Linked DNA regions of Mus musculus: region 1 is linked to region 2. A link is a loop called in an ENCODE intact Hi-C map of the cell type or tissue named here. Cell type or tissue: left cerebral cortex. All regions are shown on one strand. Links, peaks and the distances in the headings refer to the core of each region. The heading gives the core; the rest is flanking DNA.

Region 1 (9,930 bases), core at 602-8,601, 170 kb before region 2:
GAAGAACAAAATTCAGGGTTCAAGACTTACAGCCATTAAAACAGTACGCTATCGCCTTAAGAATATGTAGATTATGGAATATGGAATAGAATAGGGCCTTTTCCCAAAGAAGTCACACACAGACCTGATCAACTTGTATATTACAAAGGAACAAGAGAAACGATGAGGTAAAGATATCTTCTAAAAAAATAAAATTCTTCTCAACTAATGGTGCCCAACACCAGTCTGGAACAAGTGATGGAGTGATGAATGGTGCTAGAAGACTGGCTTGGTGGTGCTGGAAGACTGGCTTGGTGTTGGTGGTTTAGGGACTATTCTGCTCTTCAAGAGCAGCAGAGTTTGACTTCCAGCACCTGTGTCAGGAGACTCACAACTGCCTGTAACTCCAGCTCCAGATCATAGCAGCACCTCTGGCCCCTGTGGGCAACTATACCCATGTGTACACACACACACACACACACACACACACACACACACACACACACACATGCACACACAGACAAACTTAAAAATAACAAAAACAAATCTTTAAAAGAAAAAGAGAAAACCAAACCAAATCTACATACAAACCTAAACTTTAAAAATAATTCCAAAGGGATATTAGGTCTACATGGAAGAGGAAAAGTCACAAAACTCTTAGATTAAAAAAACATGAAGACTCAAGGGGAACTTGAGCTTTCTGTTGTCTGCTTCAGATACCACACTGAATGTTTGATCTAGAAAGAAATCGCTACATTGACTTCATAAAATTATAAAATTAAAAGTATGTGCTGGGTGAAAGTCATTTTTTAATGGGATGAGGACAATCCAAAGACTGGGAGAGGGGGACTGGAAACATCTGCACACATCTGATAAACGGACACTATCAAAAGTATACAAATAAAGAAGCTTAGTAAGAAAATGGAGCAACCCAACTTAAAAAACAGACCTATCACAAGAGAAGATGTCCCACTGGCAAATGACATATGAAATGATGCTTGATGTCATATGTCACCAGTGAACTACAAATTAAACAACAGCATGGCATTACTACAGACTTAACAACAATGTAACACTACTACAGACCTAACAACAGCACTACTACAGACCTAACCACAGTGTGACACTACTACAGACCTAACCACAGTGTAACACTACTACAGACCTAACCACAGTGTAACACTACTACAGACCTAGCCACAGTGTAACACTACTACAGACCTAACCACAGTGTAACACTACTACAGACCTAACCACAGTGTAACACTACTACAGACCTAACCACAGTGTAACACTACTACAGACCTAACCACAGTGTAACACTACTACAGACCTAGCCACGGTGTAACACTACTACAGACCTAACCACGGTGTAACACCACTACAGACCTAACCACGGTGTAACACTACTACAGACCTAACCACGGTGTAACACTACTACAGACCTAGCCAATGGTTAAAGTCCGCTACATGGGCACTTGGTATCTGCATGTGAGTCATCCTGGAAAAGAGATGCTGAAGGCTTGATGAGTTATTGCTGTAGCATCCAATCTTACTCACTCCTCTTTATTTCCTCAAAGAAGTTGAAATTTTATGGCTGTGCAAACTTGTGCATAGAGGTCTGTAGCAGTTTTATCTGTGAGAAGAGTCCTTCTGTGGGTGAAGGGATAGATAAACCAGCACACACCATGGTGAACTGTTCAGCCCTAACCACAAAGCAGCAAACATGGAAGAAACGTCAGTCTGTTTCTAAGTAAACAAAGCTGGTGTGAACAGGTTGCTGACTGTGAGGTCCCCCGCCATAGACATCCTAAAAAAGGAAGAGTCATGGAGACAAGAAAAAAGGCCAGGAGTTGCAAGAATTGCCTCAGCCTGGCGTAAGCAGCCGTGGCCCTTCCTTACATGCCTTGACTGTCACCACTCAGAAAGTTCAGCCACAGCCAACTGACATCCACTCCACAAAAGCCTCCACTCGAATCTCGAAGCTGCCGTATTCACAAGTTACTTTTCAAACACATCCTTTAAAGATTTGAACATGCCAAAGTTTACTTTCCAACTGCTTTAACAAATGGAGTGCATGAGGACCGGGATGGATAAGAAACCAAGGTACCTTCTGCTCAATTTTGCCATTAGCCTAAAACTGTTTTAAAGGAAAAAAGAGGAGGCGGGGGAGGGGGAGGGGGAGGGGGAGGGGGAAGAAGAAGAAGAAGAAGAAGAAGAAGAAGAAGAAGAAGAAGAAGAAGAAGAAGAAGAAGAAGAAGAAGAAGAAGAACCAGAACCCACAAATTTTATTAAAGCAGACAACAACAATGGCATCAACAACAGAAACCCTTAAATCTGGGAGACTGCTTGGGTGCCCACATCACACAGTACTGCTGCTACATCACACAGACCTTCCAGGGGCCATGTGGAGGGTCACAGCAATGATCACTGGCCAGACACTGCCCCTGGGGAGCAGGATTTAGTGTGATCATGAAATCATGGTGCCTGGTACTGGATATGTTCTGCAAACAGAATGACCAAGGTCTTAACTGACTGTCAAATCAGAAGATAGGACGTGAGAATCAGAGCTAAATCAGAAGAAGCACGCTCTCCTTCTCCATGCTTGTTGGACCACCAAAGCCACAGCACCCAACCTGTCCATCAGCCATAGACACTCCGCCTCATCAGCTAAAGACCCTTCCGGTTGACCAGAGTCTCCACACCCCATCAGGCATCAAGGTCCCGCCCCGTAGCTGTGTACCTTTCTTGGGGCTGGGGTCACTGTTCTTGGCCTCCTCCTTCTTACTCTTGCCCTTGACTTTGCTGCAGTAATTCTGGTGAAGGACTACCCACTTGAGGATGCTGGCAGCCACCGTGCGCCGGAAGTCATCTGCAGGGACACCAAGGCCTCGCTCCCACTGCCCACCCAGAGCAGAGAGGCGGCAGAGTCTGCCGTGTGGGCCTCCCTGCCTCCCTCACCAGGCGAGTCCCCATTTGTTGCTCACGCACCTGTCCACACCCAGTCCCAACAGCTGCTCCATCCAGCTACTGCTCTCCTCGTCCCTTTTCCATTGTTCTCTGTCATCACTGCCCCCCCCAACCCCTCAGAGACCCGGGGGATAGTCCCAGTACTCCCCTCACAACACTACTAGGATCCTCTGAGAAATCTAAGGGGTCTCTCTGGACCCCGTGGACCATCTAGAATGTAGCTCTCCCCTCTTGAGGGATCTTGGTTGAACTCAGCACATAGGCAGAGCAGCACAGCTGTGCATCCTGCCAATCTAGGCTCGAGGTGAACCTAGGCTCTGAGCAGAAGGGTATCCACCCAGAGATCAGAAGTAGGTGGTACTGCTCTGAGCCAGTGCTGTGTCCCCTCAGAGCCAAGATCGGAATATTTAGCACTCTAGCTTCTGTCTGCCTCAGGTGGTTTTTACCAAACTGCCAACATGGCCTATGGACGTGTCCAGGCTGGCCCTTACCAAATGTAGTCCTGGCCCTAGGGACATGCGATAAACCTCAGAAGGCCATGGGTCACTCACCCAAGAATTCCTGCTTCTCGCTCTCAGTGCAAAGGCCATAGCACCGTGGGAAGAAGGTGTTCGGGTTGGCTTGGACGTACCAAGGCAGACTTCTCATGTTCAGGCAGAGTCCAATCTCCAGAGAGAGCAGTGTATCAGGCCCCTCAGGGGGCAGCCTCACATAAAGTGAATCCCACTGGGGACCCATGTTTGACTCAGCCCATGTTCCCTGGGAAGGGGTCATCCATGGCACTGAGAGTACCCAGAGACAGAGGGAGGAACGTGGGTGCAGGTGGGCATGTGGGATAGAAGGTGTGTGGGGGAGAGTGTCCCCAGGAGAAGCCTGTATGTGACCTTCTGGTTCTCCCAGCTGTAGATGGCCCACCCACTCAGACTAAGCCCAGGCCCTCTCATCCACCTTGGTTGTGAATGATGCTGTCTTCCCGTAGTGATTTAGCATCTGGTCACAGGTCAGGCTGTGGTAGTCCACAACATCCCTCTTGATAGTCCAGAGGAGGTATGGGATCTCGTTCTTTACCAACCTGGACTGGCAAGAAGAGCCATCTATCAACATCTAGAATCCAGGGCTCCGTGTCTTTGACATGCTGGGACATAGCTGAGGGTTGGGGGTGGGACACAGACTGTGTTGATTCTGGCTGAAGGCTCCATCTCAGCTGAGGTCACATGGCTCCTGAGGGCCACACGTGGTGGTATGAGGACAACCGGAACCACACAGGGTGTGTGCTGTCCAGAAGCCAGCTGCTTTTTCTCAGTTGGGGGCTGGAGGTAAATTTGTACTCCTCCCAGGCTGGCATCCATGCGAGACTTAGACATGTGCTCTCTGCGGACTGGAGGTAACTGTGATGCTCTGAGATCCAGAAGTGTGGTCCAGAGGGAACTTTCTACCAGAACCCCTAGGAGGCAGCTTTTCTCCACGGTAGAGCAGGGGAAGTGCCCAGGATCCGGCACTCACAGAAGAATAAATTAGATTAACTGCACAGCTGCCTTCAAAAATCGAATTAACTCCATAAACCTAATGCGTTTATCGACTGACCACCTGTCATTTTATTCTCTGTCCATTTTATTTGGTTTTTTAAAACAAACATTATGCATGATATACACAGACATTCTGGATACCTGATCTTTTAAATTACATGTCTGGGAAAAAGTTCCACTTTGTGACTAACCTTTTTGTCTTCTTTATAGAAGATACAGGAGAGCTTCAGAGGAGTCAGGCTAGGGGCCACTGGGGTACAACTGCTGTGTTACTGGAGACCCCATCTGATCACTGGCCAGGCCCCCTGCCTCCATCCTGTAATACACGGACCCCCTGACCCCACCTCTCAGCATCTCAGTCCGCAGCCACACAGACCTCTACTTGTGCTAGTCACTGTGGGATGCAGGAGCTAGGGGCAGGATGCAGGGAAGCCAGATGCCCCAGGGACCATGTTTCCATACAGGAGTCTTACTTCTGTAACAGCGTGCTCTGTCTTACTTTAAAAAAGCCATGTTATACCCCAATACCAGGCCACGCGGCCTACCATCACATCGTGGATATCATCGAATCTCTCCAAGGCTATTTCTTGATTTTCTTTGGTCTCAGCACTTTTATCTGCAAACAAAACACAAGAGACATATTGCTGCCACCATACTCGGGTACCTCACCTGACTTCCTGGAGGGCTGGCGTTCCACTATGGAGGGATGGCCATTTGTCTACTAAAAGCTCCAAGTGAGGTTTGCCCGGGGGCAGCGGCTGTGGAGGCCACACGTGGCATTCCCTCCAGCATCCTGTGTACCATCCCACCTGTGCTGTGCTGTGCTGGGTCAGGATTGAGGGGATGCTGAAGACCAGATGACCCTCAAGGCAGAAGGCCATAGAAGCTTGAGGCATGAGTCTGGGAAGGACTGGTCTGAGCTATGGGTAACCGAGGAGCGGCCTTGGTGGGGGATGGACCTGGAGGAAGAATGGCTAGGGTGGGGTGTGGGCATGGGGACACCAAAAAGTGACTGGTACCATATTAAGAGTGTGGCTGTCTGGGATGTGTGAGGTTGGGAAGGCAGGGGATACACGAAGACGGATGCCAGTGGGTACGTAGAGTCAGCACACCTAGGATGGCTGACTTATTGGCCATGTGTGTATATAAAAAAAAACCCTTCATGGGTTTGCAGCCCCATAGGAAGAACAGCAATATCAACCAACCAGACAGCCCCAGAGCTCCCAGGGACTAAACCACCAACCAAGGAGTACACATGGCTCCAGCTGCATATGTAGCAGAGGATGGATGGCCTTGTCAGTCATCAATGGGAGGAGAGGCCCTTGGTCCTATGAAGGCTCGTAGATGCCCCAGTGTAGGGGAATAGAGAGCGGGGAGGCAGGAGTGGGTGGGTGGAGGAACACACTCATAGAAGCAGGGGAAGGGGGGATGGGATGGGGGTTTCCGGAAGGGGGGAACCGGGTAAGGGGACAACACTTGAAATGTAAATAAATTTTAAAAAATTAATTAATTAAAACAAAACCCAAAAAAACCAAAAACCAAAAAACAAACCCTTCCCAGGACAAGGTATTCCACCCATGTGCCGTTTACCTTCACTTCCAAGGTTCTGGAGAGCTTTGGGGAAGAAATTGAACTTCTTCTCCACCCAGCCCTTTCTTCGCAAGGTGGCCCGGATGACAGGGTAGTGTCCATAGATGGAGAAAATCTTCCTCTCCTGAAAACAGCAGCGGCATCTTAGCTGAGGCCCTCGGCAATAAGGGGATTGAGGTGACCTTCCAAAGTAGCCTGGACCAGACTGCACCTCGGCAAGGCCACACACACACTCTGCCCAGAGAGCACAGGAATGCCGCCCTCAGCATGCAGAAGGGTGCGCGTGCGTGTGTGTGTGTGTGTGTGTGCGCGCGTGTGCTTGTGTGTGTGCGCGTGTGTGTGTGTGCACATGTGGGGGCTCGGACATATAATCCCCACAGTTGCTGCACTGCGTTTATTCATCGTTGGGTTGGGATTACAGAGGTGATCACTTCTACACACTCATTCACACACTCAAAGGGGCCAAAACACAACCAAGAAATCAGCACTTCCTGAGCAGCTGTAGCCCCGACTCAGAATTTCTGTAGTCCCAGGATTTCTGGATTTGGGATACAGGTGGGACACACAATTGCACAATGCCTGAGGGTCTAGGGAAAAACTGAGGACTCCCAGTGCAGCTGTCTTTTATAGAAAAGTGAGTGTCCTGGCTAATTTTATGTCAGTTTAACACAAGCTAGAATCATTTGGGAAGAGGAACCTCAACTGAGAAAATGCCTCCACCACATTGGTCTATGCCTGTCGGGGTGGGGGTTGGGGGAGCATTTTCTTGATTGACAATAGATGTGGGAGGGCTGAGCCCACTGTGGGCGTCACCACCCCTAGGCAGAGGTTGTGTAAGAAAGCAGGCTGAGCAAACCACAGGAGTAAGCCAGTGAGGAGTGAGCCTCTGCTTCATCATCTGCCTCCAGGTTCCTGCCTTGACTACAAGCCTGTAGCATGAGATAAACTCTTTCTTCTCCAAGAGGTTTTTGGTCATGGTGTCTTTAACACAACAAAAGAAACACTAAGACAAGAGAGTGTGACGCCTGTTTATAAAAGCTGTGGGTGCCTGAGTTCAGAATGGCAGAAAGAGAAAAACTAACGGGTAACAGAGGAAGGGGCAGGGCCAGCCCAGAAGCTGCTGGAATTCTGACTCATCGCTTGGAGATGGTTAGCTGCGTGTGGTTGAACAGGAAGTTGGCAGCTGGTGGGAGAACCAAACTGTATACTACCTCAGTCTTAGCCCAGGGAAAGGTCATGGAAGGGATCATTGCTTGTTCCCAATGGTCTCATGTGCTTGAGGTATGGTCACCAGGATGGAGTGGGGACATGCCCAGGAAGGGTAAGTGTGAGCTAGCTCTCACACAGTGAGCAGTTATAAAAGAGTGAGCCAAGTCCCCATCTCCCTCTGATCTCCTCTGTCAAATATTCCTTTCCTCCTACCTGCGTGTCTACAATGGTGCCATCTGCCACATGGTGACAGTGACAGAGCCAAACAGGCAGAGCTGCTCAAGCTCTGGCTTTCAGCCCCTCAAGCTGGGTGGTGAGTACATTTGTTTTCTTAATAAAAGTGCAAAGCCTCAGGTATTTTATGTAGTCACAGACAGAAAGCTGACATTCACAAGGGTACCCCAAGCCAGTGCAGAAGGCAGTGACATGACCCGTGTACTAGGTCACTAGCAGGGTCAGGGACGGGCAGGGTCAGCTGGGGTCAGGCAGGAGTGGCGGCACCGAACCACTGGTGTCCTGCAGCAGACGTACAGACCCTGATGGGTCACCATGCAGGACACTGTCCCTGGACTCAAAAGAGCAAGATGACAGGACATATGGGACTCACTAGCATCACCCTAAAATGGTGACAGGACTTTGCAGATGTCACCGAGGCCCTAAGTCAGTGGGCTCTGATGGATACAGTCAATCTCCTGAGGGGCCTAAACTCATCAGGTTATTCCTAACAGAGGCTTGAAGCTCAGAGGATCCCACAGAAGACGGATTCATCTGACTCCCAAACAGCTGGAAGAAGAGATGCTTAGGAAGTGAGCGTAAGCCAGACATCAGTGAGATCTTGGTCAGCAAACCAAGCCACTACCAGAGTCCCAGACTCTATCACAGAGACACAGACAGGCTGAGCCCAGAGCCCATCACACAGACATGAATAGAGAGACAAGCTGAGCCCAGGTCCCAGCACAGAGATCCCAGACAGAGACACTGCAGTGAAGTTTTCTATAGATAAATTTTGTGTTGCCAGGTGTGATGGTTTGTATATCCTTGATCAGGGAGTGGCACCATCTGAAGGTGTGGCCTTGTTGGAATAGGTGTGACCTGGTTGGAATGGGTGTGTCACTGTGGGTGTGGGTATAAGATCCTCACCCTAGTTGCCTGGAAGTTAGTCTTCCACTAGCAGCCTTTGGATGAAGACATAGAACTCTCAGCTCCTTCTGTGCCATGCCTGCCTGGATACTGCCATGTTCCCACCTTGATGATAATGGACTGAACCTCTGAACCTGTAAGCCAGCCCCAATTAAATGTTGTTTTTTATAAGACTTGCCTTGGTCATGGTGTCTGTTCACAGCAGTAAAACCCTAACTAAGACACCAGGTAACAGAGATACATAACCTTGTCCCACTGGAAGATCTGATCCTATCCAGGAGACTACTTAGAAGATGCCTGGAACTAAGTTCTGGTACCCACAGGAGATCTGTGAGCCAGAGGGTCCCACCAAACTGCTGTTAGGGTGGGAAAGTCATCTGTACGCCCACCACATGGCTATATACGTTCACAGGGCACCAGGAGGAGCTGGCTGCTGGGGCTACAGGGGAGATTCAGATAAATTCAAAAGTGATACTGGTACCATCTCCATATGGGAGGAAGTCATCCAGTCAGGCCAATACCCAAATGAAATTCCAAATGAAGTTCCCAATTTTTTTTAAAGGCACCCCCCCCATAAGTCCCGAAACACATTTACCTTGATGGCTTTTTCTGTTAACTGTCTTGCTATTTTGTATCTGTCTAATTTGGGGGAAGAAGACAAATCTTGGGGAATTCCTTGTTTTAACTCTGCAAAAGAGAAACAGACATCAAGGCAAAGGAAAGGGCACATGGCTCAGAACAGTCACTCCAGCCTGACAGCGGACGCACGTGGAGGCCACCTGCCTCTGCCCACTCCCTGTGTATCTCGGCTGTCTTTGATGCACCTTCCCCCAATCCCCCAGGCCACTCACAGAGATCTACCTGTTTCTGCCTCCTGGGTGCTGGGACTGAAGGCATGCGCCACCACGCCTGGCCTGCACTGGGTAGTCTTGAACCTTTCTCTATGTCTCTAATGTGTGCTGAGAGAAATTTCGGATCCTTGATATCTCTGCCCAAGGCCTTGGCTTTTATTCAGTAGCCATCCTCTCTCCTGCCTGGAGGAAGTCCCCTGATGGCTCCTCCACTCTGGATGCTCTCCCTGACACCAGCTTCTCTCTCAGCAACCTTCTGATGACAATGGTTCCCATAGGCACACACTAAACACTGTACTGTCCCAGGCCTCCCTCCCATCCCCCCCCCATCTGTTGGGTCCCCACAGGCCATGCCTGCAGCATACACTGAGTCTTCCCTTCACAAAGCACGAGCCTTTGGCTGACCAGCATTTTGCTCCTCATACCCACAGCTTCCCCTTCTCTCTCCAAGCCCTAAATGTGGAGTCTTCACACAGACTACCCTGACCCACAATGCTCCTGGGCCTGTCAGGACACCCAGGGAGCTTCAGGAAGCATTAATCGAACTTTGCCTGCCACTGGCTTCCCTCACCCTGAATCCACTCTAGACCCTACCTGCTGTGTGACTAGAGGCTCAGAATTTATTCTGAAGTGTGTGAAAGCCACACAAAGCTGCTAACAGAACA
Region 2 (9,930 bases), core at 804-8,803:
TGCCTGCCTGCCTGCCTCACCTGAAAACAGCCCTGTGCAGGTACTCGGCATGGGCCCGCTGAATCTCCTCCAGGTCACCCACCACAGCTAGACGGGCTCGGAACTCACACCAGCTGACATGCAGGATCTGGTTAGCAATGTAGCCCTGGATGACCTTCACAAAGTGCTGCATCTCATGCTTGAACAGCTGCAGCTGTCGGAACTGCACTGAGCCAGCCGTGTGGCTCACGAGGGCTGGGAAAGAACAACGCGCTTAGCGGCAGCCTGAAGCCACACACAGGTAGGACAGACGTGGGCCAGGCCTCACCTGTGCGCTTGAGGTGGAAGCAGATGTCTTTGAGTGTCCACATCATGAGCTTCAGCTGCAGCAGGAAGGAGAAGATGCCACTGTACTTGTTCAGGCAGCTCTCGGTGATAACAATGTTGAGGGGCCAGTCGACCTGTTCAGGAAGCCCTACTTAGTGCATACAGCTTTCCGATACACCTCCCTATACACCGTGGCAGAACACTGCTGACCTTGTACCTGAGCTCCAGGCAGCTCAGCACATCTGGGGCATTCGGGGCAAACACCTCAGGCAGGTACTTGAGAGCAAAAGACAGGTTGGAAGCATGCGGGGTGTCCCCGTGGAGGCTGTACTGCAGGGCCTTGCTCAGGATGCTGTTAAGGACCAGTGGGTTGAGCAGCTCTCCAGGCGTCTGCCCAGCCCCTAGCTAAGGAAGTCAAGAGAAAAGGGTTCAAGGAGCCCCAAGTTTGTGCCCTGCCCCTCCCTACTTGCCCAGGAACCCAAGTTCTGCCGGAGCAGCACCGTGTCACCATATTGCTAGGGACTATGACATGTTTGGGTGGGCCCGAGGCCAGCAGCCACCCGAATCCTACCCATAACACCTCTAATGGGCAGCCTGATTCCAGCTGCATATCTTAGAGCTACCTTCTCAAAGAGCAGGTCACTAAGGGACTGAGCGAACTCTCCATCTTCCATCAGCAGGAAATGGCGCAGTGCCTCAAAGTGTGTCTCCAGGTGCAGCTCCACAAAGAAGTAGTCAACTGCGGCTTTGCTGACCAGGCTGACACTGGGGAGGGAGAGCTGGGGTTAGGGGCAGGGCAGGCAGAGAGGAATGGCAGGCTGCTGCAGTCGGGCAGGTGGAGGCACTCACTGGGCAGCCAGAGGCGCCATAAGGGAACGCTTCATAAGCACAGGCAATGTCAGCAGCTCGCTCAGCTGCACTGCACTCTCGTCTACTGCTGACTGAACTTGGGGGTCAACAGGGAAAGCAAAGGCCCGGGGAAGCATGTGGTGGACCAGGTGAGCAACAGGAGGCTCTGCTGTGGGAAACAAAACAGACTTGCTGAAGTTTAGGGATACCACCCCAGAGCACCCACAAGCTCCACTGTAACTGGCCCACTCACACATGGAATCATAGCTGTCCGGGTACTGCTCCAGGTGGTACAATTTTGTGAGGTCTGTCAAATAGGCTTGCTCCTTGCCCCAGCGTCTGGCCTCAGCTTCTGTGTTTGATACCTCATCACTAGGGCCTGGGCTGCTGGGGACAGCTGTGTCTTCCTAAAAAGAGGCCAACCTCAAAGAACTGCATCCTTACACAGTACACTACTCTCTGCCCCCACCCTATTTTGCTTGTGCTAAAAAGGAAATGGGCATATGGAAACCCCATGTGGTGGCGTTCCATGAACACTCCTGACCTGTGAGCTTGAAGGCAAACATGGAGAAAGGTCTTCAGCATCCCTACTCTTCCCTGGGCCTAAATAAACAGAAAATAATGGGTAGGAGGGCCATTAGTATCCAGTGCCTGCTTGAGAAGACCTAGTGAGACTGGCCCAGAGAACTCCAGTCCCCAACCCCCACCCCAGCAGCAACTTGATCCAGGCTGACAGACAAGGATCACAAAAGACAGCGTGCCACTGCCTTTCCAGAATGCCACAGTCCCACCCTGACCAGCACCGCCCACTCTGACCTTTCTCTTCAGGGATGCCACTTCCCAGCATGCTAGGCTCAGCCACAAGGGTCTTGGTCTGTAGGCTACCTTCCTCTGTTCTGCCAAAGCCAGAACACACGGTAGGCTTCGTTTTTTCAGGTAGCTGTGGCCCACATTCTAGAGCAGGGCTCTGTGCTTCCACACCAAGCACTGCCTCAGACACGTGAGCAGGGGGACACTGATGGGGCTTGAGGTCAGCCTCAGCTTCTGGCAAGGGCTCCTCCAGAATCAAGGGAGGCTGGGCACATCCACGTTGCTGAAGATCAAGATCCGTATCTGATACATTTTCCCCAATCCTAATACTGGCATCTGACACATGCCCGTGGACATTCCACCGCGGCCGAGAAGGAGTCACGTCTGATACATTCTCCCCTACCTTGATGCTGGCCTCTGACACATGCCCGTGGACATTCCACCGCGGCCGAGAAGGAGTCACATCTGATACATTCTCCCCTACCTTGATGCTGGCCTCTGACACATGCCCGTGGACATTCCACCGCGGCCGAGAAGGAGTCACATCTGATACATTCTCCCCTACCTTGATGCTGGCATCTGACACATGCCCATGAATGTTCCACCGTGTCCGAGAAGGAGCCACATCTGACATATTCTCCCCTATCTTGATGCTGGCATCTGACACATGTCCGTGGACATTCCACCGTGGCCTAGAAGGAGCCACTTCGGCCATATTCTCCCCAACTCCAATGCTGGCCTCTGACACATGGCCATGGACATTCCACCGTGGCCGAGGAAGAGCCACATCTGACATATAATCCCCCACCTTGATGTTAGCATCTGACACGTGTCTGGAAATGCTAAGTTGCTGACAAGGAGCCATCCCAGAAGCATGGCTCTCTGTAGAGACAGTAGTCTCTGACATGTGTTCAAGGAGCTGGCCTACAGGCTGGAGGCTCCCCTCCACAGGAGTGGCATGACTGAGTGGATGTGGGCAAGGCAAAGTCTCTTGCATATCATGGATATAAGAATCTACTTTTGTGGACATATCCCCCAGTAGATGCTGTTTGTCACTGTCCACGCTATTCTGAACATCCTGGAAGGGTCCTGGTGAGAGGGAGGTAGCCATAGCTGGCCTCAGTATGGTATTGAAATCATACTCTGACTGGGTAGCCTGGGGGCCCCCTGCTGTGAGTGCCGCTGGCTCAGGGGCTACAGGGGATAGGTCTGAGCAGATGGTCTGCAGAGCCACCTCTAAAAAGGGAACGCCAGTGTTCTCCACAGGCTGTTCCTCTCCAGAGTCCACGGGCAGAAAGTCTGTGATGCTAAGACCAGTCGAGAATGGCCCAGCTCCCGAGTCATCAGCTCCCTCTGTGGCAGACTTGGGGACTGATGGTGTCGATGCACACGGTAGGCTTGGACAACCCCAATGCAGCTCTGTGAACCCCGGATCACAGCTATGGCCTTCCCCTGCGTGCTCAGGACCTGTAGATGTGACCTGAAACACACACCGAATCCCTCCAGTCATTCAACCCCGACTCCCCAGGGCGAGCTCAGCAACAGTGGCTGACACCTACTGAGTGCAGAGACCCAGCAGAACCCCACGCTCCCACTGGAGCTTATTACCTGAGAGCCTGTGGATGGGAACACACTCGGCGGCTCCTGGGGCTGCTGAGCCTCCATGTCTCTCAGCATCTCCTGAAATTCAAACCAACAGGAAGAGAGAGAAGCTCTGTGGAGAGAGCAGCAGGGCTGGCACACACCGCACCTTTACACAGCACCACTCACCCATCACATACGCCACTGCCCTGCTGCCCACTCACACTGTCCAGTTCTGGCTGGAAGCCTGAGCCACAGCAAGTGCCATCTGTCCCCTTATGCAACAGGATGACAGGGTATGTAACTAGGTGCAAGGGCTGGCAGCTAACACTACAGCCATACCTGAATGCACTTCTGGTCTTCTAGGAGAAAACGAAGTCGTGCGCTTTCCAGCCTATGCCTCTGGATTCTCCACAGAGCCTTCTGCTCTCGACGAGCTGCCTCTGCAGACAACTTGCTATAATGGTCAACCAGCGCCTGCCTGAAGCCACATGCAGAGAGGACATGGTCACTACAACCTCTCCAAGCAGACTCCCTCCCCAGACTCCTGTCCCCCACCTTCCCCACAACAAACTGGGTTGGGGGGGAGGGGTTGCTGCCCACCAGGCTGAAAGGCTCTAATGAACAGATGCCCACATGGGACTTGGCAACTGTCTGTTGGACAAACAAAGAAAAATGTACATTATGCCCTGGGACAAGAGAATAAACAGTGGCTAAGGGGCAGCCCTCTCCAACCAGGCTCCATTTTCTTTACGGGAAGTGGACATCTCCCCATTCTCCAAGTTCAAACTCAGGAGAACTGGAGACTGACAAAAAAAAAAAAAGCAAATCCCAGGGATTCCGAGCCTCTAACTACTAGGCATCTAAGCCCAGTCTTCAATTTGTCGAGCCACAACTCAGAAACATGGCTCTCTATGCCTGGTTTTCCTCTTAAGAGAATAGAGCATCTACTCACATGTGTGTGCACATATCTAGCACATGCAAGAGGCAAACCCATTTGCTCTGTAAATATTATCTAAGGCTGGAACAGTTGAACTCCCAAGGACACCATGCAAGATGTAGCCAGTCCCTCCTGTAAAGGCCTTCCATGGAAACAATGAGCCTGTTTCTAGGACAAGCTAATGGTGCAAAGAGGAAACAGACTCAAGAGGCATGCCAGATTAGTGACCACTGCTCTGCGAGGCCGGGAACAGGTTTGGAATAGAAAGGCAAGCAAAGGTGTTTAAGATGAGCAGAGCAGGCGCCTGTAACCCCAGAACTAGGAAGCCTGAGAGAGGAGGACTGCAGGCCATACAGCAGCATCTTGGGGCTGTAGCTCAGTGGAGAGGGCTTACTTGCATTACAAGGTCCAAAGTTGGCACCATAGCACATAATAATATTACTACACACTAATAATAAATAACATTAACAGACAGTCGGGACATCAAATACACTGTGTGTATTAGGACTGGTCCCAGAGCACAACCTAAGAGCTCTAACCCCTTAGCTCAGGACAGCATCCTGGTCTAGCAGACTAGTCTTTCTGACTTGACATATGTCTGATTGTTAGATTAAAAACTAAAATAACAAGTTAGGGATGTTGCTCACTGGTAGAGCACTTGCCTAGCAACATTGGGACAGTAAAATAACCATCACTAGATTTAAACCAGCACCACGGGACCTGCAGCCATACAGCCCTACCTGGCCTTCCTCTCCAGCTCTTCCTCCAAGGCCTTTAGCCTCTTCTCCCGGTCACGGAGCTCACGGGCATAGCTGAAGTCATCATCTAGCTCTTCTTGTCTGGCTGCCAGGCGTCGCTACACAACACACACAGTCTCATTGCCAAATCAAATCAAGGACTCCAGGAGCCAGAACCACCCAGAGCCCAGACCACCCACCTCCTGATCCTTCACAAACTGTTCCTTCAGTCGCTGAAACTGCTCTCGCTTCCGAGTGTCCTGAGCAATCTGTTCTGCCATCTGCCGGTCTTCAGGAGAAGGTGAGAGGCGTGAGTGGTGAAGAGCCCAGCACAGGCCCCAGAACAGAGAGGAAAGGCCTGGACCTGCACTTACCACTCAACTCGCTCAGGACCCTGGACGCGGCTTCCCGGGCATGGACAATTAGTTCTTGTTTCGCAATTTCCATACGTAATTCCTAAAGACAATAAACAAAACATCTTAACACCCTGTCCCTTCCCCTAGGATAGTGTGGGGACAACTGGCTATCCAAAACAACGTGCTTCTGGTCAGTATTAACAGATACACTTCCCCAAACCACAGAATGTTCACAGCTGATGACGCTTCAACTACAGGATGGGAGGACAGGGAGACCTCTGGCTTAAGAGTGACAGGAAGTGACTATGTACCCACAGATAAATGAAGGGCTCATGAGCATTCCTGCTCCTGAATCTGTCCTTGCCTGGGTCTCTCCTGATGCCCATTAGACACCAAGCCAAGACAAAGTTGTTGAGCTTGTCCCTGGCCAGTCACTAATCTCTCCTGGAGTGTACAGGAGCATTGGGGTGCTGCTTCTAGGCACACACTCAGTATTTGTAAATGCTACTCGGGTAGAGGAATTTTAGGCTTTGCTGCCTAGAATTTCCAAATGTTGGTAAAACCTGGAGTGCAGGTAAGGTTACCCACCTAAAAAAAAAAAGAAACCTGTCATCAGATTTGTTCCGATTTTCCTTGACACACAACCAAGCAGCTTGGGTGTCCTAAGCTAGACCTACTACCAGGACAGAAACACCAGAAAAACCACTGTGCCTGACTGACTGCCCACATCCTGTCCACTGTGCCTGACTGCCCACACCCTGTCCACTGTGCCTGACTGACTGCCCACACCCTGTCCACTGTGCCTGACTGCCCACACCCTGTCCTCTCTGCCTGACTGCCCACATCCAGTACTTCTTGCTCCTCAGTCTGCCTGACAGCTGTCCACATGGGCCCACCCCTGGGGTGAGGGAGCTCCATCAGCCCAGACCCTCAGAAGTGAAGGGAAAGTAAAAGTACAGAGAAAGCCCAAAGCCCTGCATCCAAGCACCTTTTCCTCCTTGCTGATACAGCTATGACGTGCGACTCTCTCCATCCGCCCAACATAGACAGCACAGTCCTTCTCAATCTCCTTCAGTTCCTCAAGAGAGAAAATCACCGAGATCCGAGGGACAGGGACATCAGACCAACAAAGGTAATGCTGCCAAAAAGGAAGGACTTCAATGACTACATAGCCAAGGCTACAAACAAGACCCAAGCACTGCCTTGCTACTGAGTCTTCAGTGAGGGATACAGACAGCCATTTTTTTTTCCTTGAAAATTTTATTCCTAAATCTGAGGTTAGCTGAAACCCTTGATGGCTCCACAGAGCAAGTATCCCAAAAATGGAAATACCATGTATGGGGCCACCTACAGCAGAGGTGGGCTCAGAAACTAAGGGGCAGCATGTGATCGGTCTCATCTCTCAGGCAGAAGACTATGGTGGCAAACACACCAGCACCTAACTCAGGCTCAGTCCCTGGTCAGACCTAGCCTCCATGATACACAAGCCCCTCCTCCAGCCCCCACAGCCGGCAGAACCCTCTCACCCGGGGACAGCAGAGCTTCAGTAGGTTGATGGTCTTCCCACAGACATACACATCATGAGCAATGTGTTTCAAGAATACAGGAACACAGTCCTCCACCTCTTTGGAAATGAGCACGTAGCCATGGGTCCAGTAAAACTTGTCTGGACAGAACATGAATAAAAAATGATGATCTGCAGTTATAATGGCCCTGACCCCGGGCAGGGAACACTGATAATTTATTTCTCTGCCAGTGAAATGAGCCAATTCATGCCGGATTCGATTATATTAAATGTAGGTTTATTGGGAAGTTGCTCTCAGGTTAGTTCACTGGCCCCAAGGAAGAAAGCCAGAGAAGTCATCATGGGGAGGGAAAGAGAGAAAAAGAAAGAGCATGCATTGAGAGAGAAGCGAGTGGGGAGACCAGAATGTCTGGATCGCATGAGGAAGAACCTCTGGAGGAAAGGCAGCCCAGGCCGAGCTGGAAAGTTCAGGGTGTGCCAGGGAGGGACTGAGGGATGCTGGGAGAACCTGGAGACCAGGTCTGCTTTGAAATGTACAGTATATACCTCAGTCCCTTGTCCTGGGGGTCCAAAACCTGATAGGCACAGCCTAGAAGTCGGTGTGTACTTACCTCTGAAGCTGAGGTACTCATGGTTAACCTGGATCATGAACTCCCCATAAACATCTCTGAAGACTCCACTGTACACCCAATCGTGGATGAACCTACAGGGTAATGGAACACAGGAGGGTGGGGGTGGGGGAAAAAGGAGAGCTGGGCAAGCGTGGAGTCTGCGAGGCTAGTGTGGCCAGTCCCCAGAGTAGAATGAGAGAGACACTGCCAGCTATGGGTGTGTGGGATCTCCTACCTGGTAGGTCCTTTATCCAGCATGCTTCTCCAGCACATTCAGTACATCTTGGATAACAGGAGACTCAGATACATATCTGGTCTGAGTGCAGCCTTCCTCCACCCACTATAGGGAGAGCAGGTATGGCCAGTACAGTCCTCTCACCACCTACCGTGTGTAGGGCTCACAGCTGGTCTTCAGGAGGGACAGCAAAACGGGATAGTGCTCATTACTGCAGTTATCCAGTGCTTCCTGGTAGAGGTAGGACAGAAGCTTCACCCCCTACAAACAGTGAGAAGAAGCAGGATGGGTGCACAGCCACTCTAACACTTGGCACATGCCTGTCTAGGCAATATGGCTAACAGAGCACAGCACCACACTTGACAAGAATGCACAAGTCAACGGAGGCCTGCAAGCTCACACTGGAGGAAAGGAGGGGGACTCACAGTGGGGAACACAGCCCTGGGTTCTCCACTGGTCGCCAGGGATACAGTGCCAACACCACAAAGCTCAGCCAAGTACCTGGACACAGAAACTGGATCAGATCAAGTGACAAGAGCTCAGGGTCCCAAGGACCAGATCAGACTGAGCAAGCTAAACGTTCATTTTCCCTTAAGTGACTGGTCTACAGTCTTTGAAAACTACTTATACCCACAACACAGCAGATCTTAGACCCCGACAGAGCCCTGCCCAGCACTGTTTTCTGTGCTGTCCTCCCAGATGGCACTGACACATCCACACTCAATGGTGGGCTCACCTCCACGCCTCCACACCTCATCCTTGACTCCTTAGCTCCACATTTATGGGACCATATGAAACCTCTGCCTTGTTACCACCTTGTCAGACTACAATGAGCACAAATTCCCCTCATGAACCCTCTCCCTCTCTACCCCACTGCAGCCCATGTCTCACATGAACCCCCAATTCCTTGTTGGCTGATAAATCTCCTCCCATATTGCCACCCCCAACTTCTCTCAGTGGCTAGCAGCTGCCAAGAGACACTATGGCTGTTTACCAATGAGCTCCCATGTGTCAAAGGCTGCCCACTGCCTTCCCTCCCATGCAGTACGATTGGGGCAGAAAGCCCTGGGCCCAGCAAGGCCACTGTCGCAAACAGATGGAAGACAAACTCATTATATGGCACAGTGAGCAGTTGTGCACGGACTGTTCTTCTAGGCCCTCCTTGACAGGGAGCAGACCTGGCTCTTCACTGCCCTGAAAGTCCATGTCTGCTCCTGAGGCCCATGCAAGGCCACTGTGCCAAGATTCACCTGAGCTGCCGGCCCAGCTTCTTGAAGAGAAAGCCAATGGTGAGGAGACTGAGGGTGGGTGGAGTGGAGAGCACACAGGCACGGTAATACTGCAAGTACCTCCTTAGGCCGCTGGTGAAGGCCTGTGGAAAAGGAGGAGGAGAAGGCACTGGGATATGGAGGCAGTCATTACTCAGAGCTTGGAAGGACACACCCAGGCTGGAAAACAGAGCTGTGCTTCCATGCCATAGCCTGGCGGCCCCACTTCCCAAGCAGGGAAAAGATGGCTTAAGGCCAGCTGCGAGGAAGGCGCTTTACTAGAAGACACAGATTAGGACGAGGGATCTGCCAGACACAGCTCTGCCCCCTCGCGTCAGACTGAGACAGAGTCACCCGGGAACAATCCTGACCTTGGCCTGCCTCGCCTACATACCAGGAAACCAGCAACCACAGCCTCACCTCCCATGGATTCCCTTAGACCCATTCTGTACCATCTGCAGCCTCTGGTCCTCTTGGGGAGTCCACTCCCTGTTCCTCTGGCCAGAGGGCTTTCCCATGCAGCTCCTAATATGTTCCTGAAACCTATGTGGCTACTGACTTACCGCACATCAGAGCTTGGAGGAACCAGCTCCTCCAAACTGCACCCTGCACCCATCTCTCCCTGATGGCTGCCCATGTTCTCTACAGGACACTCTGCTAATCTGTCCTCACCTGCCCAGGCTGCCCAGATCCTGTAACAATCTACCAGCAC

What was found. A loop is a pair of places that touch in the nucleus more often than their neighbours do. Peaks named below come from ENCODE experiments on the same cell type or tissue, not always from the same donor. Only the 100,000 strongest peaks of a DNase experiment are listed, where the experiment ranks them.
Region 1: it touches region 2 in a loop (3-fold over the local background); 4 of 42 quality-filtered maps call a loop at or near these places.

The regions. Positions count from the first base shown.
Region 1 is chr15:88,929,938-88,939,867 of GRCm38, forward strand. It overlaps Ttll8 (tubulin tyrosine ligase-like family, member 8), which reads right to left. Exons shown (of 12, transcript NM_172818.3): 2 at 9,010-9,101; 3 at 6,066-6,189; 4 at 5,021-5,091; 5 at 3,898-4,026; 6 at 3,501-3,615; 7 at 2,723-2,851. Among named protein-coding and RNA genes, the nearest start is that of Ttll8, 20 kb to the right of the region's middle. In left cerebral cortex, for the core only: a CTCF peak has its summit at 4,406; DNase peaks (open chromatin) are centred at 4,398, 6,956, 7,160 and 7,528.
Region 2 is chr15:89,100,846-89,110,775 of GRCm38, forward strand. It overlaps Tubgcp6 (tubulin, gamma complex associated protein 6), which reads right to left. Exons shown (of 25, transcript NM_001163319.1): 5 at 9,201-9,322; 6 at 8,376-8,451; 7 at 8,102-8,211; 8 at 7,716-7,807; 9 at 7,106-7,245; 10 at 6,568-6,717; 11 at 5,598-5,679; 12 at 5,424-5,512; 13 at 5,227-5,342; 14 at 3,889-4,027; 15 at 3,574-3,645; 16 at 1,972-3,445; 17 at 1,700-1,758; 18 at 1,409-1,562; 5 more. Among named protein-coding and RNA genes, the nearest start is that of Selenoo, 17 kb to the left of the region's middle. In left cerebral cortex, for the core only: CTCF peaks have their summits at 3,272 and 5,510 (motif pointing left); DNase peaks (open chromatin) are centred at 3,292, 3,777, 5,434 and 6,517; H3K27ac peaks cover 3,017 bases.